Regions from separate parts of the Homo sapiens genome. Here regions 1, 2, 4, 5, 6 and 7 are each linked to region 3. The links are chromatin contacts, found by Hi-C or POLR2A ChIA-PET in ENCODE. All regions are on one chromosome and are shown on one strand. The core of a region is the stretch at or near the end of the contact, and the rest is flanking DNA. Distances in the headings are between cores, read along the strand shown. Region 1 holds the start of GTF3C5 (general transcription factor IIIC subunit 5). Region 2 has its middle 19 kb from the start of GBGT1. Region 3 holds the start of BRD3OS (BRD3 opposite strand). Region 4 holds the start of RALGDS (ral guanine nucleotide dissociation stimulator). Region 5 holds the start of COL5A1 (collagen type V alpha 1 chain). Region 6 holds the start of REXO4 (REX4 homolog, 3'-5' exonuclease). Region 7 holds the start of SLC2A6 (solute carrier family 2 member 6).

Region 1 (2,700 bases), core at 22-2,521, 990 kb after region 3:
AAACAGGGACTGACTGCCTTAGGGATAAAAACCCATTCCAGGCTGGGCACGGTGGCTCACGCCTATAATCCCAGCACTTTGGGAGGCCAAGACGGGTGGATCACCTGAGCTCAGGAGTTCAAGACCAGCCTATAGGACACAGTAAATTCCACTTCAAAGATTTTAGCCTTTTACCTTCCTTTAAATTCAAGAGGGGGAAAATTAATAAATACAATGAGTTATGAGTTCCATTTCAAAGAACCAATATGTCAGTATGTTCAGCTTCCCTGTTCTTTGTTCTCCATTTTAAAGTTTAACCCCTCGTTCTTTACGCCTCCTTGCCCCTAGTTTCAGTAAACAACCCCTTCCTAGCTTCTATCACCTGCTCTGTCCTTAGTCATCCTGAGTCACCTGCTCTGTAACCATCCTTCCCACCAAAACTACTCACCCCGCCACTCAGGCCTGTGCCCCTGCCCTCTTTGAAATAACCAATCGGAATTAGCTTAGACTGTGCGGTCCAACCCTAGCCAATATGGGAAAGACACAGCAGTAGAGACTAGCTGTGTAAGAGATAGGAACCCCTTCCCCTTCCTTGTCGGTGTGCTCTCGCCATTGCTCCATCCGCAAGATGCACCCTTCTATAGAAGGAAATTTGCCTTGCTGAGAAAACTGTTTGCCAGAGTGCTGATTCTTCTTTGCGGCACCCAAAATTTATTTCCAACAAGCCTGACCAACATGGTGAAACCCCCTCTCTACTAAAAAATACAAATTTAGCCGGGCGTGGTGGCATGCGCCTGTAATCCCAGCTACTCTGGAGGCTGAGGCAGGAGAATCGCTTGAACCCTGGAGGCGGAGGTTGCAGTGAGCCAAAATCGCACCACCGCACACCAGCCTGGGAAACAAGAGCGAAACTCCGCCTGAAAAACCAACAAAAAAACAAAAACAAAAACAAAAATCCTTCCCTTCTTTGTTCTGTTGGCTCTCTTGCAGCGGCCAGAAGAGCGAGCAGCACCCTTCTGCGTAAGTAAATTTGCTAAATTTCCCTTGCTGAGAAATCCTTTGAGTGCTCGTTTTCTTTGCGACTCCGAGCTCTTATTCCAACACCGAGATTCCCAGCCCCTTACCCGGGAGACGCCTTCCTCGCCGCCCAGAGTCGGCAGCATCTTAGCCACATCACGCACCACTCCCGGGTACTCCACGCACACCATGCGTCGCTCCCGCCTCAGCTCCACGGGGACGGCGGCCCCCAGCCCCAAATCGGCCGCCTCCGCCGCCATCCCTGTGCGTCTGGCAGGGCCCGCCAGGGTCCGTCCCACAAAGTACTCCCAAAGGCCTCGCCTCAATTGTTCCGCGAAGGAATCGTTCCGGGCTCCCTCACCGCTCGCGTCATCCTAACTCCCCGGGCTCAGCAAGACGCGAGGGCCTCCAGGGAGCAAATGGCCCATGGGAGGGCCCATGTCTTCGGGAAAACGACCGCCGTGTCCTCGACTTTTTATTTAAAATTAAGCGAGTTAGTCCACCGGGCGGGGCAAGCACCAGTCTCTCCTACTAGCCAGCGAGGGACCCGGAGGATAATAAGACACAAACCTCCCTCGACTTCAGCCAATGAGAATCCGAGGGCCGAGCGAGTTTTTTTTTGAGCCAATGAGAAGTCCGGAGGAAGCTAGGTCCCACCTTCTCCTCCAGCTTCGTACGTTTTAACCAATAAAGAACTAGAGTTAACCACGTCCCAGCCCTCTTCTGGGTATTCCACCCAATGACACCTCGGGGGCGGGCCAGAGGCAGACTTCCGGCCCGCCTGCTTGGTGGGGAAAAGGTCCCGGCTGAGAATTGATTTCCGCATTGGGTCGGCCTGGTATTCTGTCGGTGTTGGCGCTTCTTCTCCCAAGCTCTTGCAGCCCCCTCGGGACTAGGTTTCCAACGGCGCTTGCGGGGGGCCTCGCGGAGGTGGATGTGGAAAAGGCGAGCGCGGGGGAACTGTGCTGTAACCATCGCCCCGCCTCCACAGAAAGCCCCGAAGCGCCGGCTCGGGGCCGAACGCGGGCATCCGGCGTTCGTCTGTTAGGCAGGCAGACATTAAGCGCCTACTGTGTGCTGGGCCCTACTCAAGACCCAGGCGGGGAGAACGGCGTCTGTCCGGTAGGCGCCCAGGGCTGCTGCAAAGCCCCGGAGCGAGGAGTGTGGCCCCTCAAACAGGGAGGAGATGAGGTCCGAGGCCGACCGAGGTCAGAGACCCGCACCCACGAAAAGGGTCCACCCGTCGGGCTGGCTGCTTCCCAGTGCCGTGGAGAGCCCCTGAAGGTTTCTTTTTTTGAGAAGGAATCTCGCTGTGTCGCCCAGGCTAGAATGCAGTGGCGCTTTCTCGGCTCACTGCAACCTCCGCCTCGGGTTCAAGCTATTCTCGTGCCTCAGCCTCCCGAATAGCTGGGATTACAGGCGCCTGCCACCATGCCCGGTTAATTTTTGTATTTTTAGTAGAGACGAGGTTTCACCATGTTGGCCAGGCTGGTCTTGAACTCTTGACCTCAAATGATCCGCCTGCTTCGGCCTCCCCAAGTCCTGGGATTACAGGCGTGAGCCACCGCGCCTGGCCCCTTGAAGGGTTTTATGCGGAGCAGTGATCCCATTCATGCATTTGAAAGACCTCTCTGGCTGTTGTGTGGAGAACAGATCAAAGGGGGAGAAAGTGAGTTCAGATAAACCAGCTCCGAGACTGCATAA
Region 2 (2,700 bases), core at 122-2,621, 880 kb after region 3:
TCACATTAGCGTGGTGATGTCCCCAGGAAGTAGACGTTAGAACCATCCCCATTGTGCAGGTCAGGAGACTGGGGAGGCCCTGAAAGGCACAATGGCTAGTTTGGGGTCACAGAACTGGCAAGAGGCAGGAGCTTGGTGACCCAGATGGCTTCCCCTCTCTGAGCCTCAGGGGCTGGGAGCATGAGAACACACTGGTTGGCTGTCCCAGCTCCCAGGGTGGCTGTGAGTACCTGGAAGTGCCCCTTGTCTCCCCTCACACATCTGCCATCACTCTCCCCATTTCCTTAACCCCCAGCACTGCTGCCACTTGATTTTTACGAACATCTGAATATGACGAACATACAGATTTTTACGAACATCTGAATATGACGAAGTAGCAAAGGTGGATATTCACTCATTCATTTCGTATCTGTCTCCTGGGCCCAGGCCATGCCGGGGCGGGGGGTGGGGGTAACAAGAATCCGGGGAGTTGCCAGGGGAAGGGGAAGTGCTCATCTGGGGAGTGCGTGGGCACAGAGAGATTCCAGAAGGAGGTGTCCTGTGGTCGTGGTTGATTCGTGGAGGGGAGGTGTGGTGATGGCACAGAGGGTGATGACTGGGACCAGTGTCTATCGGGTCAGCTTCCTGGGCTGCTGTCACAAAGTGCTGGGTGGCTCAACACAACAGAAATGTATTCTCTCACAGTTCTAAAGGCCAGAAGTCCAAAATCCAGGGGTCAGCAAGGCCATGCTGTCTCTGAAGGTTCTAGGAGAGGATACTTCCTTGCATCTTCCAACCTCTGGTGGCTGCCAGTTTCCTTGGCATTCGTTCCTGGTTTTGTAGACGTGTGACTGCAAACTGTGCCTTCATCAGTTCGTGTCTGTCCGCCTGTGCGTGTCTGTCCAATTTTCCCTGTTATCATAAGGATAGCAGTCATTGGATTAAGGCCCACCCTAATCCAGTATGACCTCATCCGGATTCTATCCGCACAGACCCTATTTCCAAATAAGATCTCATTCACGGGTACCAGAGATCTTTTTGTTCAGGGACACAGTTCAACCCGTAACAGGAGTATTGGGAATGATCCCCCTCCCAAAGGCCGGGTACCCGCGTGCCTACGGGGACTAGGGGAGCAGCGGGGAGTCGGAAGACATCGCAGGAACCCAGCCCCCAGCCAGGGGGTGTGGGGGCGTGAGCGGAGCCCGCCTGCTCCTCAGCTTGGCGCGCTCTGGCGGCAGCACCAGCAGGTGGCGCTGTGCCCTCCCGTGCGGCCGCCCAGCCCGGCGCGGAGCTGCCGCAGACAAAGGTCTCGCTTTCGGGTCGCGAGGAGCTTGCGCACAGCTGTAAACAGGCCAGGGGCACGGCCACCTCATGGGTGACACACACGGGAGGAAATCAAACCAGGCGGGGCCGAGGCGGGGTGACTGGGTGGCGACTTTGCGTCGGAGGCCGGCGGGGGGCGGAGGAGGAGGTGACAGGGGTGGCGAGGAGGACCATGGTTTGCAGACCGTGGTGTCAGCGGGGCGGAAAGGAAGGCAGGGAGGAGGGATAGGGGACCTGCGAGGCTGCAGGGGCCAGGAGTTTGCCTTTCGTTTGGTTCCTCGCCTGCAAGCTGAGCCGGCCTTTCTCAGGCCTCTCCAGAGGCCGTGCGGCTGATGACACTGCGGTTTGCAGATAGCTCTCCTGTTACTGCAGGCCCAGGTCTGCGGGTGCTCGGAAGGCAGCCCTGGGCACGGGTGGGCTGTCTGTGCAGATAGAGACTTGAGGGGTCCTTCCCCCCAACCCCAGCCCCAGACCCTGCCTCAGGGGAGCTGGGATGCCTGAGGTGGTCCTGCTGCTCCTGGTGGGGGTCAGCACAGCCCCTCAGAGGCGCCTTTGATATACAAAGGGGCGAGGCAGTGTGGGGCTGAGGAGCAGGGGTCAGGTCCCCGCCATGGAGCTGCTCACATGGCATCAGCGAAAGGGAGCGGAGTGCACAGCGGGCCGCTGGCCCAGGAGTGGAATGAGTGGAAGCCATTCCTTTATTTTATTATTATTATTATTATTATTATTATTATTATTGTTGTTGTTGTTGTTATTATTATTATTATTATTATTATTATTATTATTGAGACAGGGTCTTGCTCTGTGGCCCAGGCTGCAGTGCAGGGGCCAGATCACGGCTCACTGCGTCCTCGACCTCCTGGGCTCAGACCTCCAGAGTAGCTGGGGCGGCAGGTGCACGCCAACACTCCCAGCTAATTTTTGGATTTTTTTTGTAGAAACAGTTTCACCATGTTGCCCAGGCTGGTCTCAAACACCTGGGCTCAAGGGATTCCCCCCGCCTCGGCCTCCCAAACTGCTAGGATTAAAGGCTTGAGACACTGCATCCAGCAAGAGGCCATTTCTTACTGTCACCTCCCTACCCGCACAAGGCCCTCCCACCACCTCCTCGCTCACCGAGCTACCAGGCCCGCCCCTGAGGCTGCTGGTCCTTGACAGTTGGTTCAGCGATTGATTCACACAGCAGATACTGGCCTCTGTACACCTGGCTGGCGCTGGGTGCCTGGCCTGTGGGAAGCACCCTGGCTTCTGTGGAAGGCTCAGGGGTATGGGGCAGACAGATCTTGTGGAGAAGGCATGGGCTGCGAGCCTGGGGACCTGGATTCAGTGGCCACTCTGCCATCAGTGGCGTGGTCAGTCACCATTGCACGCTAGCCACAGGACTATTCTCCACAGAGT
Region 3 (2,700 bases), core at 180-2,679:
TGAGTACCACATGCTTCGGCTCCTGCTCAGGTACGTCCCAGGTGGCACCGACTCCAACTTCTGCTGTTGCTGCTGCCAGATGAGCAAGGAGGTGTCCCTGTACCGGAGGCGGGCGTAGCCTTCAGACAAGGCCTTCTCTGCCAGGGGGACACGGCCACTCATCCCCTCCCCCGTCCCGCTGGACTCCTGGGAACCCTGCTGTTCTGAGACGGCCCACGCGCACTAAATTAACGGACAGCTTTCCCAGCTTTGGGGCTTAAGGATCCCTCGTTTAACTGAATGGTAGAAATTAGGAATTCCGCCCATTTGCAGGCAACGTCCTCAGGAGGGTTGTGTGGTGAGGAAATGAGGCGGCCTCACCATTCTGAAGACACCTGAGACCCATTCAGGGGACCGCACACAGGTCAGAGCGGCGCCCGGCCACAGCTCTTCCGGGTGCAGCTGTGTGGAATTGACAGGGACGAGGCGTCACACCCTGGGGGGTGATTCTGCCACCATGGCCTGGACCACTGAGCTTGAAGAGATGGATCCAGTGCCCTGAGGAAGGGACATGGTGGCCCCAGACGCAAGCTGGAAGGAGCTCCGGTGGCACGCCCCGCACGCATCTGTCCGGGCCAGCTTTCAGGGCAACGGCTGTTCTGACCCACCCTGGGGATCCAGCCCCAGCGTTTGTTCAGGTCTCGTCTCTCCCCAAAGGTGCTGCTGCAAAGGAACGAACGTGCTGTCAGGAGAGGGGAAGTCAAGCGCCCCGGCAGCGGCGGCAGTCTGCAGCGCAGCATCAAGTCTCTGGGGGTCAGCGGCCTAGATCGAGCTACTTACGTCCCGTGGGGCAGCCTGGGAGCTGGGTGGAGAGTGAGACGGGCGCCCAGTGCCAGCTTTTTCAGTCACTGGGAGGTGCTGGGGAGGCTGCTTGTTGGGGCTTCAGGGTCTCCATCTGTGAAACAGGAGCCAGCGGCGCTTGAAAGGGCGCGGGTTCCCGGAGACGCCGCCAGGCGTCAGCCCCGGGACCGGAAGGGGCCCCCAGGGCCGCCTTGCTGCTCCGAGCATCCAGCTCCCGTGAGGCCCCTGGACCCAAACAAAAACGATGTCAGGAGAAAACAAACAGGGAAGCATCGCAACCCACTCCCGAACGCCTTCCCAGCTGCGCAGCGTCAGGGACCTCCCCTCCTGGGATGCCTGCGCTAGGTCAGCCTCAGCTTCCCGGGCCCCCATCGCGCGTCCCCGCCACCTGCGCGCACCCTGGGGTCCCCGTCGCGTGGCCCGCGGCCCCCATCCCCGCGCCCCAGACCCCGCGCGCTCTGGGTCGCCCCATCCTCCAGCCCCCTATCGTCTGCCCGCATCCCCGGGTCCCCCACGTCGCCCGCCCCAGTCACCGCTCGTCGCGGGCCTCGGAGATGCGGGCAGCGGCGCGACGCACTGCGGGGCTCCCAGGGCGGGGCCGGCGGCCGCTGGGCCGTGTCTCCATGGCAGCGCCGCAGGCCTGGCGAGCCGAGCGCAGAGGCTGGGCAGGCGTGTGCGACGAGCCCAAGCCATCGATCGCTCCGCGAGGAGGGGCTGGGCCCGCCCCGAATAGGAACTGGAAGAGGAGGAGGAGGGGCTGGAGGAGGAGGGGCTGGAGGAGGAGGGGCTGGAGGAGGAGGAGGGAGGAGGAGGAGGAGCTGGGAGAGGAGGGGCTGGGAGAGGAGAAAGGGCTGGATGAGGAGGAGGGGCTGGAGGAGGAGGAGGGGCTGGGAGAGGAGGAGCTGAACGAGAAGGAGGAGCAGAAGGAGGAGTGGAGGAGAAGGAGGAGCAGGAGGAGGAGCTGGGGGAGGAGGAGGAGCTGAGAGAGGAGGAGGAGATGGAGGAGGAGGGGCTGGATGGTGAGGGGCTGGGAAAGGAGGAGGGGCTGGGAGCGGAGGTGGGAGGAGGGGCTGGCAGAGGAGAAGGGGCTGAGGAGGTACTGGAAAAGAAAGAGGAGCAGGAGCTGGAGGAAGACGTGGAGGAGGAGCTGGAGGAGGATGAAGAGAAGGAGTGGGACGCCCACAACCCTGTTAGTAAGACACTGCCGGACTGTATGGTCTTATCATCTTGGTTTTCGTATTTCTGCTTGTGTGGTTACTTTTGCCACTGCTGTTACTGCTTTTATTAGTATTCTTACTCTCAGTAATTGATACAATTATTTTTAATTAATTAAATGTCCGGGCTTACTATCTCAAAAATAGGTCTTGAATTTCTCCATCTCATCCAACCAAGCCAGGCCTCTATACTGCTCATTTGGACTCCTCAACAGCCCCATGAAAGCAAGGTCTATTTCCTTTTCTCACTCCACCTCCAATCATACTCCAATAGCACTCTTTTAGTATCTACCCTTTTCCCCTAATTTTATGGTTTTCTCCAATGCCAATTAAGAAAACTAGCATAATGGAACCTGGTGTGGTGGCTCACCTCTGAGTCCCACCTACTTGGGAGGCTGAGGCAGGAGGATCCCTTGAGCCAGGAGTTCGAGGCTGCAGTGAGCCATAATCATGCCACTGCACTTCAGCTGGGACGAAACAGCAAAACCCCATCTCTAAAAAAAAAGAAAATAAGCATAACAGACATCCAAGGAAGATGCTTAGTGTGAGCACTAAGCCCACAGCTGTGGAACGCACATTCTTTTTTTTTTTTTTTTTGAAAGGGAATCTCACTCTGTCACCCAGGGTGGAGTGTGGTGGCACGATC
Region 4 (2,700 bases), core at 7-2,506, 900 kb after region 3:
TGGCACTTGGGAAGGGGGCAAGATGTGCTCGTGGAATGTGCTGTCTGGTCCCGCCCTCTCAGTTTACAGATGGAGAAACTGAGGCCCAATAGTACGGACCAGACCTGGGGAGGTTGGCATGGCCAGGGCTGCTGGCAGCAATTGCTGGCCTCCATGAAGACTGAAGGCTGAGGCCAGGGCAGGCCCAGTGATGAGTGAGGCATGAGGAAGGGTCCCATTCATTCATCCATTCTCCTGGCCCTGCTGTTAAGCCCCAGGCTGTCTTCCTTCCTCACTGGCTTCCAGAAAGAGTAGTTGAGGATGTCCCTGTCCCTGCTTCCCCTTCAGCCCCAGCAGCCCCACTTCCACCCTGAGACCAGGGATGTCCAAGCCACAAGCAGCCCCAGCTGACAGGCCACGCAGCCATGTGCTCTGCCCAGCGTTGTCACTCTTGATGCCTTCCTCCTTGTCAGATGCCTCTCAGCCCCAACCTTGGTGCCTTCCGCTCTCCCCCACCTCCCTGGCTTCCCCTCCTCTGAGGGTGTCTGTAAGGGGATAGTGTGGGGCTTTGCCCCAAAAAGGTAGGGCCCCACTCTCTGACCCTTTCCCCCACTGCACACACAGCCCCACACTCAGGATTTCCAATTGCACTGACAGGGTCACTGAACACATGGTCAGCCTCTCCAAACTCCGCCTGAGCCTGTAGTCAGGTGCAGGTGCTCAGTGCTGAGTGCTTCATGTCCATTACGTAATGTCATCCTCCCCGCAACTGTTTGAGGAAGTCATTTTCACTACCCAGATTTTCCAGATGAAGAAACAGTGAGGCTCAGAGGGGTTAAGCAACTTGTGGAAGGCCACAGAGTTGGGGAGAGGCTTTGCTGGAATTCGGGGTAGCTGACTCCAGGGCGGCTTCCCCACACATGATCAGCACGTACACATTTCAGCCCTACGCAACACACGCACTGCAGCAGCGTGACACGCAAACGGTGCCTAACCGGGGTACCCAAGGCCCCACGACACACGTGACAGCCGGTCCTCCGGGAGACCCAGCCAACGCGCACCCCTCGACCTCCCCGGCCCCGCCCTCTTTGTTCAGACCCCGCCCCTCCAGGCTCCCGGTCCCGCCCCGGGTCTGACCTCGGCGAGGGCGGGGCCGCGGGCGCGCGCACGCACGCGTCCCTCGGACTCTCCGGTTCCGCCCCTCCCCGGCCCCACCCTCTTCCCCTCCGGCCCCGCCCCCCAGCCTGACATCAGCAGGGCCGGGCCGCGGGCTCACAGCGGTGGCAAAGCCCAGCCGCGCGGGCCGCGCCGCCGCCCCCGCCGCGCGCCGGGCCGGCCCCGCGCCCGCGCTGCGAGCCTTCCATGGTGCAGCGCATGTGGGCCGAGGCGGCCGGGCCTGCTGGCGGCGCCGAGCCGCTGTTTCCGGGCTCCCGGCGGAGCCGCAGCGTGTGGGACGCCGTGCGCCTGGAGGTGGGCGTCCCCGACAGCTGCCCGGTGGTGCTGCACAGCTTCACGCAGCTAGACCCCGACCTGCCGCGCCCGGAGGTGGGTGAGCTGGGGCGGTCGGGCGGGGGGTGCGTCGGAGCCTCCCCACCCGCGGCAGAGCTGGGCAGGTCGGGGCGAGCCCCGGACGGGGCCGGGCGATCCCAGCGGGCCGCCTCCCTCCTCTCTCCTCCATAGGTGGGGGTCGGGGCCTTCTGCAGAAATCAGCCAGCAGGGTGGGCAGTGGGGGCTGCCGCCGCGCCCCGTCCAACAGTAGGGACCACGGCTGGGGTTTTGCGCCCCTCAATACCGTTCCAGGGCCTGCTGTCACCAAGGCCGCTGCAGCCCAGGTGGACCTTTTTCTGCGGCACTGTCCCTGTTTACATCGGTGGCCTGTGCCTTATTTCACTCAGTTCCCACCCAGGGCCCGCAGCGCGTCGTTAGCCTTTACGATGCAGGTGTGGAACAAGTGGTCGGGAAGGCCAAATCCTAGAATCCTCAGAGGTGATGAGACCATAGGGGCCTTCCAGACAGACCCTACTTGGGGCAGATGTGGATCTGGTGACCAGGGACATCGGGGCTGCTCAGAGCGGGGTGGGGGGGGGGTCGGGGGATGGGGTGGAGCAGCAGGCCTCCAACACGTGGGACCAGATGTCCTGGTGGTGAGGGGAGGAGGGTGGCCCAGGCCCAGGGCGGGCAAGACTTGTTTCTGCTTAACTGGAAAGAGTGCCAACACCCTGAATCGGTAAGGACTGGGTAGGATTCAGAGAAGGGAGTGGTGTACCTGTGATGGATGGAGGGGAGGGTGACTAGGTGAGGGCGGGGGCTTGTTTCTCGTGTGCCCTGGGTCTCTGGGTGGTGCCATCTGCCTCCCACCTGACTGCTGCTGACTACACAGCAGAGGGAGTGGAATCCAGAGATGCCCCCCTCGCCCTGCTCTGCCTGGGCACAGGGCCTGCACAGAGGCCATTCCTGGATCGGGGGCTCAGGGCCCATCAGAGCTTTGGCTGGGCTGCAGCCTTCACAGTGAACCTCCTGAGTCCCCGTGCGGCATCGTGTTGCCTTGCTGCGTCTCCAGTCGCTTCATGGCTTTAGACTGTGGCGCGTTGTGATTGCTGGCGATTGTTAGCCTGAGTCTCGTGCCTCTTGGTGTCCCGGTACCTAGACAGGGCCTGGATGCGACTTGTTTCTCCGCCCAGTGTTGGGCAGAGCTCTTGGTGGGGGAACACCACACGCCTG
Region 5 (2,700 bases), core at 60-2,559, 620 kb before region 3:
AGCGCCCTCCCCGGGAAGCAAGCCTCCTTCTAAGGGCTGACCCTTGGCAGAAGGAATCCCACATCTGCATATCATCCCAACCACTCACAGCCCCGCCTGCAAGCCCATCTCTGGCTTTGCTCCACGCATCCCATCTCTCAGCAGCGAATCCAGGAAAAGCTGCCTTCCAGGGATCAAGAAGTTTGGGGGTGGGATTAGGAGCAGGGCTGTCTACCACCCTGCAGGGGTCCCCAGTGCCCCCGAACACTTAGGTGACCAAGGCTGCAGGAAACGCTGTCCCTGGGGAAAGCAGGGCGCCAGCTCAGCCTAGAGTGACAGTGCCTGGGGGAAGTTCAGTGCTGGGGGCCCAGGCTTCTGGGATTCCCCCCATCCCCAGGAGTCCCGGGATTTGAAGGGCTGTAACTCTAGGGGGCGGCCCTGCCCGGTTTGGAGCAGAGGAAGTTCTGCTGTAGGGCTGTGAGGGCCCAAGCTGGGCGCCTGTGATGTGGGACAGAGAAGGAAGGTTTTTGGGACAAAAGTTTGCCCGCCTCGTGGACAACCCCTCCTGCTGATCCAGCCCTCGGTCCTTCCTCGGCTCGCGCGACAGCCCCACCCGACCCGCCCGTCTGGGGAGGGGGCGGCGGCGCGCCCGCGGGCATTGTGTCTGCGTGTCGTCATCTCGGGGGGGCCCCCAGCAAATGGCATTCGTGGTCTTGGCCCGTGCATTCCACAGGCCAAGGAAGAAAAGTTCTGCGGGCGAAGGCGCCCGGGGATGACAGCGGCGCCCGGGCTGCGCGCGCCCCATCCCGCAGCCCCGCGCCCCGGGGCGCCCTTACCTGCGCGGCTCGGAGGCGGCGCCCACAGCAGCAGCAGCAGCAGCGGGGGCAGCAGCGGGGCGCCCGGGCGGAGCGCGCTGCGCGCTTTCCAGCGGGTATGGACGTCCATGCCGGCGGGGCGCGGGCCGGGGCGCACAGGGGCGCTCGGAGGCGCGCGGGGACGCACAGGGGCGCGGGTCACGGCCCGGGCAGCGCACTCAGCAGGGACCGCACCACTTTAGGAGGTCATGGGGACCTCGGCACCCCCCGTTCTTCTTTGTGGCGGCGGCTGTTCTGGAAGGGGCGGCTGGCGCGCTCGCCCACGGGCGGGAGGGCTCGACTTTGGCCCGCGGGGCGGCCGGGACCCCGCTGGGCTAGCTCGCCCTCGCCTCCTCCTCCTCCTCCTCCAACTCCTTCTCGCCTCCTCCTCGCCGCCGCCGCCCCGCGACCCGCTCCCCGTGGGCGCTCCGCTCGAGTGAGGTCCTGCGCCAGCCGCGGGGACGGAGAGTGCGGACCTCGCCTTCGGCGCGGAGCACTTTTTTCCCCCTTTTCCTCCCTCCCTCTCTCCTGGAAGGCAGCCGCGGAGGCTGTCGATCCCCAACGCCCGCAGCAAATCAGAGCCCGGCGCTGGGCTCGGCGAGGCCAGCCCCCGCCTCCCACTGGGCGCCGCGGGCGAGGGGGTGGGGACAGCGGGCGAGTCGCAGCGAGGAAGGGGCTGGCCCGGGGCGGAGCGGACGTGGGGCGGGCGCGGCCCCCTGTTCTTTCTCTGAGAGCCGGTAGGCGGGCGGGCCTGGGGCGGCCTCGGAGCCCAGGGGCCCACCCTGGTCCCCCCACTGTTCCCACCCCAGGTGCCCGCACCTGGCCATGCTCCAAGAACCAGTGCAGAGGGGCCCCGAGGTTTGATCACTTCGGGTTAAAAAGAAAGTTGCAGTTTACCCCGCCTAACTTTTTCTTTAACGTGGAGGAGTTCAGAGCTCCTCTTCTGGGTGGAGACTAAACTTCCCATCCAGCCAGATCAGGGCGCCCAAGACTGTGGCCTACGTGTCAACCCGGACCGAGGACCTGCCTCCTAACTGCAGATTGGCACGGGACCGAGCTGGGGTCTGACTTCCCAAGAGCTCCCGGGACCTCCATGTGCTTGGACGGGAACATCTGGGTTATTAATCAGGCGAAGTTTGGCTCTGCGGCCCCCAGGCTCTCACCCCTCACTCCTGCCCACTCCCTGGTGGCCCCTCTGCAATAAAAAGGAAACCAAAGAAGGCATCCCCTTGGGAGTGACAGCTGGCGCAGGGAGAAGGCATTCCTGATCGGCTGCTCTCGGAGAAGAGCTGGGGCCCTGATTCTCCTGCCTGGCTTCTTTAAGCCCCTCGGGGTCTCCTCCAGCAGGAGGCCCGCCAGTCTCTGGGTGGTAGGTGGGCGTCTCTCCCTCCAGCTTCCCCAGGCCTGGCCTCCCTGCACAGCCTCCTGAAGCCTGACCCACACCCCTTCCCCAAGGGCTGCAGGGCTAGTTTTTTAAAAGGAGGGAATCAGAATGAATTAAGAACGATTTGCAAACCCTGGGCCATCCCCATTCCCTTTGAACAAACAATTTAGCCAGAGATGCCAGACAGGGCTGGGACTCCCCTCTCCAGTTACATCTCCAGACTGGGCGTGAAATTCCCCAAATGCTCTTTAATTCTCACCATTCTGGAAACAGGAGGTGAGAGAGGCGTCCGAGGTTAGGTTTGCCAGGATAGCCATGGCAGGCTCCGGAGCTGGGTGATAGGTCGCTGTTGCTAACTTGGTGATGAGGCTTTTAGTCTCCATATCTGCCACATGCGCTTGCATAGATATCAAATATTTCGCAGGAAAAGAATGAGAAGCTCTTCACACACAGACGTGGGGAGGTGCTTGAGATACATTCAGT
Region 6 (2,700 bases), core at 136-2,635, 610 kb after region 3:
CCTAAGCTTAGGAATCTTATATCCTGCTGCTGATTAGACGTCTCTCCTTGGTGACTGACGGCCCGTTCAAACTCAGCAAGTGTGAAAAGGAGCTCATGGCTCCACCCCCATACTTCACCCTGCTCCCCGCAGACATTTATTGAGATGATAAATGGCCACACCCAATTGCTCAGACCAAAATCCTAGGAGCCTCACTTCCCTGTTACTCCATCAACCTCTGCCTGTTACACACGCACATCAAATCTACCCACTCCCGGCCGGGCACGGTGGCTCACACCTGTAATCCCAGCGCTTTGGGAGGCCGAGGCGGATGGATCACTGGAGGTCAGGAGTTCAAGACAGCCTGGCCAACGTGGCGAAACCCCAGGTCTACTAAAAATACAAAAATTGGCAGAGAGTGGTGGCGTGCACCTATAGTCCCAGCTACTCAGGAGGCTGAGGCAGGAGAATCGCTTGAACCCAGGCGGCAGAAGTAAGGGAGGAGACCACCCCTCATATTGTCTTATGCCCAATTTCTGCTTCCAAATAAAGAAGTAAAAACTAAAAGGCAGAAATAAAATCCACAGGCAGACAGCCCGGCGCCGCGCCCTGGGCCTGGTTAAAGATCAATCCTTGACCTAACCGGTTATGTTATCTATAGATTTCAGACATTGTATGGAAAAGCATTGTGAAAATCCCTGTCCTGTTCTGTTGCGTTCTGATTACCGGTGCATGCAGCCCCCAGTCACGTACCCCCTGCTTGCTCAATCGATCACGACCCTCTCACACAGACCCCCTTAGGGTTGTAAGCCCTTAAAAGGGACAGGAATTGCTCACTCAGAGAGCTCGGTTTTTGGAGACGTGAGTCTGCCGATGCTCCCCACTAAATAAAGCCCTTTCCTTCTACAATTCGGTGTCTGAGGGGTTCTTGTCTGCGGCTCGTCCTGCTACAGAGTGAACTGGCAGGAACTCCTCCCGGTGCCTGGGCCTCAGTTTCCCCACTGTACGTGGAAGATGAGCCGCTGTGAGGCTGAGCAAGGAGCAGCCCAAGGCGGGAAAGGCTCGAGAGTCCAGGACGCAGGCGAGCGACCTAGCCCGGCTCTCACTAGCCCCACCGCCCAGTGCCCCCAGCTCAGCTGCCCTACCAGGTGCTACACACACAGCGGCCCCCCAGTTCCCTTCCGGCGTTCGCATCTCTCATCCCCATCCCGGATCTTGGGGAGGTCCTCGGCTTGCCCCAGTCAAACTCGAGGTCGATGACCCCGGATGCCGCTGGCTAAGGCGGCGGCCCAAGTCCCGTGCGGGTGAACCGCCCAGGCTGCGCGGAACCAGAGGCAGGGATCCGGTTTCCAGCCGGTTGTGGAGAGACGAGCGCTTCCGGGGACTGGAGCGTGCGTGCTGAGGTATGCGCAACGCGTGCGGGGTCTCTTCCGGAGTCTTTTCCTGGACGGGGTCCCTGCGGTGGGTGTGTTTCGGCCTGGCCTGGGCAGGCGCTTGTGCTGCCAGGGCGCCGGGCCCGGGGAGGCCGGGGTCTCGGGTGGCCGCCGGCCCAGGCGCTGGACGGCAGCAGGATGGGGAAGGCGAAGGTCCCCGCCTCCAAGCGCGCCCCGAGCAGCCCCGTGGCTAAGCCGGGTCCTGTCAAGACGCTCACTCGGAAGAAAAACAAGAAGAAAAAAAGGTTTTGGAAAAGCAAGGCGCGGGAAGTAAGCAAGAAGCCAGCAAGCGGCCCCGGTGCTGTGGTGCGACCTCCAAAGGCACCAGAAGACTTTTCTCAAAACTGGAAGGCGCTGCAAGAGGTGAGGCTTGAGGGGGCCCGGGCGGAGCGCTGCGCAGCTCATTCCCGCAGAACGCGACGGAGGGAAAGACTTGGGTAGCCCCAAAAGACCTGTAAAGGCAGATTTGAATCGAAATCTTGTAAACAGCTTTTCACAAGAAAGGTGGCCTGTTGAGGGAGGTCTCGAACTTGTTTGCTTGAAAGAAATTGATGAAAGAATTATTTCAAGTACAAAAAAGCAAAGATAAACCCTTGTACCTTTTGCATAATGAACTAACTAGAATGGATTTTACAAAGAGAAATTTAGCTTAAAATCCCGAAACCAGGCCGGGCGCGGGGCCTCACGCCTGTGATCCCAGCACTTTGGGAGGCCGAGGCGGGCAGATCCCCTGAGGTCAAGAGTTCAAGACCAGCCCGGCCAACATGGTGAAACCCCGTGTCTACTAAAAAAGTACAAAAAATATTAGCCGGGCGTGATGGCGCGCGCCGGTAGTCGCAGCTACTCGGGGAGCCTGAGGCAGAAGAATCGCTTGAACCCGGGAGGCAGAGGCAGTAGTAAGCCGAAATCGCGCCACTGCACTCCAGCCTGGGCGACAGAGCGAGACTCCATCTCAAACAACAACAACGAAAGAACACACTGGTCTGTGTAGCAAGACAGGGAGAAAGAAGATTCCTGTGTAGAAGTGAAAAGCAGATAGCAGACATGTGATGGGGTTCTAGCGACACTTACGGTCTTGAAGTAAATACTAATTGAGCTCCTAAAAATGTGCACTCTGCCATGTGCTCTATGCCATGCGTGTTGCAATCCCCACAATAAGACTGTGAGGTGGACACTTCCATCATCGCTATTGTACAGATGAGGAAATAGGCTGGAAAAGTTTAAATAGATCATCTAAGATTGCGGCTGGGAACCAGGTGGCTGACTCTGGAGTCCATGCTTTTAAGGC
Region 7 (2,700 bases), core at 89-2,588, 550 kb after region 3:
GGCACATGCCTGTAATCCCAGCTACTTGGGAGGCTGAGGCAGGAGAATCGCTTGAACTCGGGAGGTGGAAGTTGCAGTAAGCTGAGATCGTGCCACTGCACTCCAGCCTGGCCAACAGAGCGAGACTCCGTCTCAAAAAAAAAAAAAAAAATACACATATAGATATGTAAAAATACATACACATATATATGTATATACGTATATATATGGCCACGAGGACTGTGCAGCCTGATCACCATACCAGGGTGTGCCTGAGTCCAAAGCCTATGATCTTGATGGCAAGAAAACGGTGACGTAAAGGGGCTGCACAGTTTAATGGGGGCCCCAATAGCAAATATGCAAAATAGGCACATGAGGAAAAGACTGGAAGAGGCTAAAACGCCATCAAGGTCAGGCTGACGGGAGATGGATGTGATTTTATTGTTCTATTATGGTTGTATTTCAATCATAATAAAAGGGAATTCTAACTTTTAAAAATGCTTTACCATGTTAATAGCTAAAATGGGAAATGACCCAAATACTCAGCAACAAAGGCTCCGTTTAAAAGCGTGTGTGGCACGTCCATCCAACAGAGCAGGGCGTGATTCCGTCCTCTTCCCGAAAAGGCCCAAAGGGAGAGGTGGAACTGCTGTGGGATTTTTTGAGGACGGTCTTCCCGGGAATTTTCCATTTCTGCTTTTCTTATTTTTCAATGTTATCTTACTACCTGGGTTACGTGTCACGAGCTCAGGTTATTTCTACCACCAGAGCCTGGGGTGGAGGATACAGACCTCGCCCACTGGAGCTGCCCACAGCGCCTCGCCGGCCCCTCCTGCCTCCTTCGTCCCGCACATCCGCTGCTGCCCTGACACACCCCGATTCCCTGGTGCCAGGGAGAGCCAGGGCAGAGGTGGCCCTGAGACGCCACGCGACGGGGAGGGCTAGAGCGTAAGGAGGAGCGAGGTGCGCATTCGCTGTGACCCTGGCGCTCGGCTTCGCCTCTCTGGGCCTCGGTTTCCACCCCGCGGGAGCGAGTACGACAGGGGCTGCGCGCATTGCCGCAGTCACGCCTGCAAGAGCCGGGCCGGGTGAGCCGCTTCCGGCGCTCCGCGGGGGCCCCGGACGATCCAGCAGGGGCTCCGCCCTGGGACCCCCATCCTGTCTTGGGGCGTGACCTTCGGGGGCGCACGCGGTGCCGGCCGCGCCCGGGGAAGCCGGGTCCGCATCCGAGCATCAGGACAGCCTGCGGCCGCCCCATTGGCCGGCGTGTCTCTGCAGGGCCGTCCCACAGCCAATAGCGGCCAAGGGGCGGAGCCTGGCCGGTGCCCTCGGAGCTGCTGGCCCCGGGCGGCTGCTCCAGTCTGAGCGCCCTCCGCTCGCCCCGAGAGAGACCCGGCCATGCAGGAGCCGCTGCTGGGAGCCGAGGGCCCGGACTACGACACCTTCCCCGAGAAGCCGCCCCCGTCGCCAGGGGACAGGGCGCGGGTCGGGTGAGAGTCGCTAGGTTGGGGGCTGCGGGTGGGGCCTGGGGGTGGCCCTGGTTCCCTCCAGCCGGCGGCAGGCTCCCGCCCTGGGCCTCCCCTGACCTAGTCGCCACCGAGGGGCCATCTGGCTCCCTCCTGTCCCAGACACGCTACTCCTATTTAAGGAACTGGTCCCCCTAAGGGAAGGAACGATCCACGAGAGTACCGGGCCCAGCCCCCCACTGCCACAGACAGTGAGACTGAGGCCCCAGCGAGCAGGGGTTCTGCCTGAGGTCACACAGCAAGCCTCCAGCCGCCGCCCTGGGGGCAGAACCAGAGCCTCCTCTTCCGGAGAAAAGGCCCCAGCACCAGAGGCTCAGCCACTGCGGATGAGCTAACAATGGCCTGGGAATTTCCCAGGGGAGCTGGGGCTCAGGCCCTGGGAACGTGAATGGCCTTGGACCCAGGCCTCCCTAGCACTGCCCGCTGAGCCGGGCAGCCACTGGGTTCAGAAAAGGCAATGGTCCCTGGAGGAGGGACTCAGAGACCCTGGTCTTTTTGTCCGCCACCATCACCAGGACCCTGCAGAACAAAAGGGTGTTCCTGGCCACCTTCGCCGCAGTGCTCGGCAATTTCAGCTTTGGGTATGCCCTGGTCTACACATCCCCTGTCATCCCAGCCCTGGAGCGCTCCTTGGATCCTGACCTGCATCTGACCAAATCCCAGGCATCCTGGTTTGGGGTAAGGACCATCCTCTGGAGGAGGGTGGGTGCAGGAAGGAGGGACCTGCTGAGCCTTATCTCCAGCTAGGAACCTCCCAAATTCTCCACCTTGGGGGTCCCTCCAGGGCCCTGGTCCCCCCTCCCCCAGCCATCCAGGCCACTAGTGGGTGGGGTAAAGCTACAGGATTCCTCTGAAATGAGGAACTGAAAGCCAGTGGAGAGGGTGAGGGAAGGAGCAGGTGGGGAGGTGGCTGTCAGGGTCTATACTAGGTGGGGCTGAGGCTTCCCCGGGTCCCCACACCCACAGTTGGCTGGATGGGGGCAAGGGTATCAGGTGTCAGTGGGGAGAGGCACTGGCTGGGGCAAGGAGAGTCCGCAGGACAGATTGTGGGCTGATGGAGAGGAAGATCCCAGAGTCCCAGAGTCTAAAATTATAATCTTAATAGCCTCATATGTAGAGTTGTTAACATAGTAGTTAAGATAAAAATTCCCAAGGTTTACTGAGCACTTCCTATGTGCCAGGCATGTGTTGGGCA

The links. A loop is a pair of places that touch in the nucleus more often than their neighbours do. ChIA-PET counts read pairs that join two places held with the same protein, here RNA polymerase II (POLR2A). Pooled maps may share reads with other maps.
Region 1: a loop to region 3 is called in a pooled map, with 19 times the contacts of the local background. The contact joins the promoter of GTF3C5 here to the promoter of BRD3OS in region 3. A Hi-C loop is called at or near these places in 1 of 37 single-sample maps with no recorded cell type and 9 of 50 pooled maps. POLR2A ChIA-PET finds 5 or more read pairs at or near these places in 1 of 52 experiments (GM10248).
Region 2: a loop to region 3 is called in a map with no recorded cell type, with 6 times the contacts of the local background. The contact joins the enhancer-like site here to the promoter of BRD3OS in region 3. A Hi-C loop is called at or near these places in 5 of 37 single-sample maps with no recorded cell type and 6 of 50 pooled maps. POLR2A ChIA-PET finds 5 or more read pairs at or near these places in 1 of 52 experiments (H1).
Region 4: a map of endothelial cell of umbilical vein shows a loop between it and region 3 (33-fold over the local background). The contact joins the promoter of RALGDS here to the promoter of BRD3OS in region 3. A Hi-C loop is called at or near these places in 1 of 168 maps with a recorded cell type or tissue (endothelial cell of umbilical vein) and 9 of 50 pooled maps. POLR2A ChIA-PET finds 5 or more read pairs at or near these places in 1 of 52 experiments (activated T-cell).
Region 5: a loop to region 3 is called in a map of sigmoid colon, with 2.9 times the contacts of the local background. The contact joins the promoter of COL5A1 here to the promoter of BRD3OS in region 3. A Hi-C loop is called at or near these places in 1 of 168 maps with a recorded cell type or tissue (sigmoid colon) and 1 of 50 pooled maps.
Region 6: a loop to region 3 is called in a map of posterior vena cava, with 9 times the contacts of the local background. The contact joins the promoter of REXO4 here to the promoter of BRD3OS in region 3. A Hi-C loop is called at or near these places in 1 of 168 maps with a recorded cell type or tissue (posterior vena cava), 2 of 37 single-sample maps with no recorded cell type and 10 of 50 pooled maps. POLR2A ChIA-PET finds 5 or more read pairs at or near these places in 2 of 52 experiments (GM12878 and activated T-cell).
Region 7: a map of CD14-positive monocyte shows a loop between it and region 3 (4-fold over the local background). The contact joins the promoter of SLC2A6 here to the promoter of BRD3OS in region 3. A Hi-C loop is called at or near these places in 4 of 168 maps with a recorded cell type or tissue (CD14-positive monocyte, CD4-positive, alpha-beta T cell, CD8-positive, alpha-beta T cell and 1 more), 2 of 37 single-sample maps with no recorded cell type and 8 of 50 pooled maps. POLR2A ChIA-PET finds 5 or more read pairs at or near these places in 3 of 52 experiments (Caco-2, MCF 10A and activated T-cell).

Annotation. Positions count from the first base shown.
Region 1 is chr9:133,029,568-133,032,267 of GRCh38, reverse strand. GTF3C5 (general transcription factor IIIC subunit 5) reads right to left here and starts at 1,271. Exons shown (of 11, transcript NM_012087.4): 1 at 1,104-1,271. The coding sequence starts at 1,256. LOC105376306 (a long non-coding RNA gene) reads left to right here and starts at 1,846. Exons shown (of 2, transcript NR_135119.1): 1 at 1,846-2,118. RefSeq lists enhancers at 1,251-1,510, 955-1,606, 1,841-2,090.
Region 2 is chr9:133,143,127-133,145,826 of GRCh38, reverse strand. It overlaps a transcript of RALGDS not described here. Among named protein-coding and RNA genes, the nearest start is that of GBGT1, 19 kb to the left of the region's middle. RefSeq lists silencers at 1,062-1,181, 1,212-1,311 and enhancers at 1,458-2,017, 2,470-2,559, 2,610-2,700. Within about 2 kb of position 1,371, at least 27 of the 41 ENCODE cell types and tissues checked have a DNase peak (open chromatin) inside an H3K27ac peak, as active enhancers do.
Region 3 is chr9:134,024,210-134,026,909 of GRCh38, reverse strand. It overlaps BRD3OS (BRD3 opposite strand), which reads right to left and starts at 1,429. Exons shown (of 3, transcript NM_001355256.2): 1 at 1,374-1,429; 2 at 820-1,065; 3 at 1-702. The coding sequence starts at 162. RefSeq lists silencers at 1,136-1,555, 1,866-1,995.
Region 4 is chr9:133,119,796-133,122,495 of GRCh38, reverse strand. RALGDS (ral guanine nucleotide dissociation stimulator) reads left to right here and starts at 1,256. Exons shown (of 18, transcript NM_006266.4): 1 at 1,256-1,524. The coding sequence starts at 1,342. RefSeq lists a silencer at 967-1,676 and an enhancer at 1,656-2,352.
Region 5 is chr9:134,640,412-134,643,111 of GRCh38, reverse strand. COL5A1 (collagen type V alpha 1 chain) reads right to left here and starts at 1,309. Exons shown (of 66, transcript NM_000093.5): 1 at 816-1,309. The coding sequence starts at 924. RefSeq lists an enhancer at 1-330.
Region 6 is chr9:133,416,695-133,419,394 of GRCh38, reverse strand. It overlaps REXO4 (REX4 homolog, 3'-5' exonuclease), which reads left to right and starts at 1,385. Exons shown (of 8, transcript NM_020385.4): 1 at 1,385-1,775. The coding sequence starts at 1,551. It also overlaps a transcript of ADAMTS13 not described here. RefSeq lists an enhancer at 1,071-1,290 and a silencer at 1,401-1,640.
Region 7 is chr9:133,477,737-133,480,436 of GRCh38, reverse strand. It overlaps SLC2A6 (solute carrier family 2 member 6), which reads left to right and starts at 1,338. Exons shown (of 10, transcript NM_017585.4): 1 at 1,338-1,469; 2 at 2,021-2,183. The coding sequence starts at 1,378. RefSeq lists enhancers at 827-1,328, 1,749-1,808 and a silencer at 939-1,588.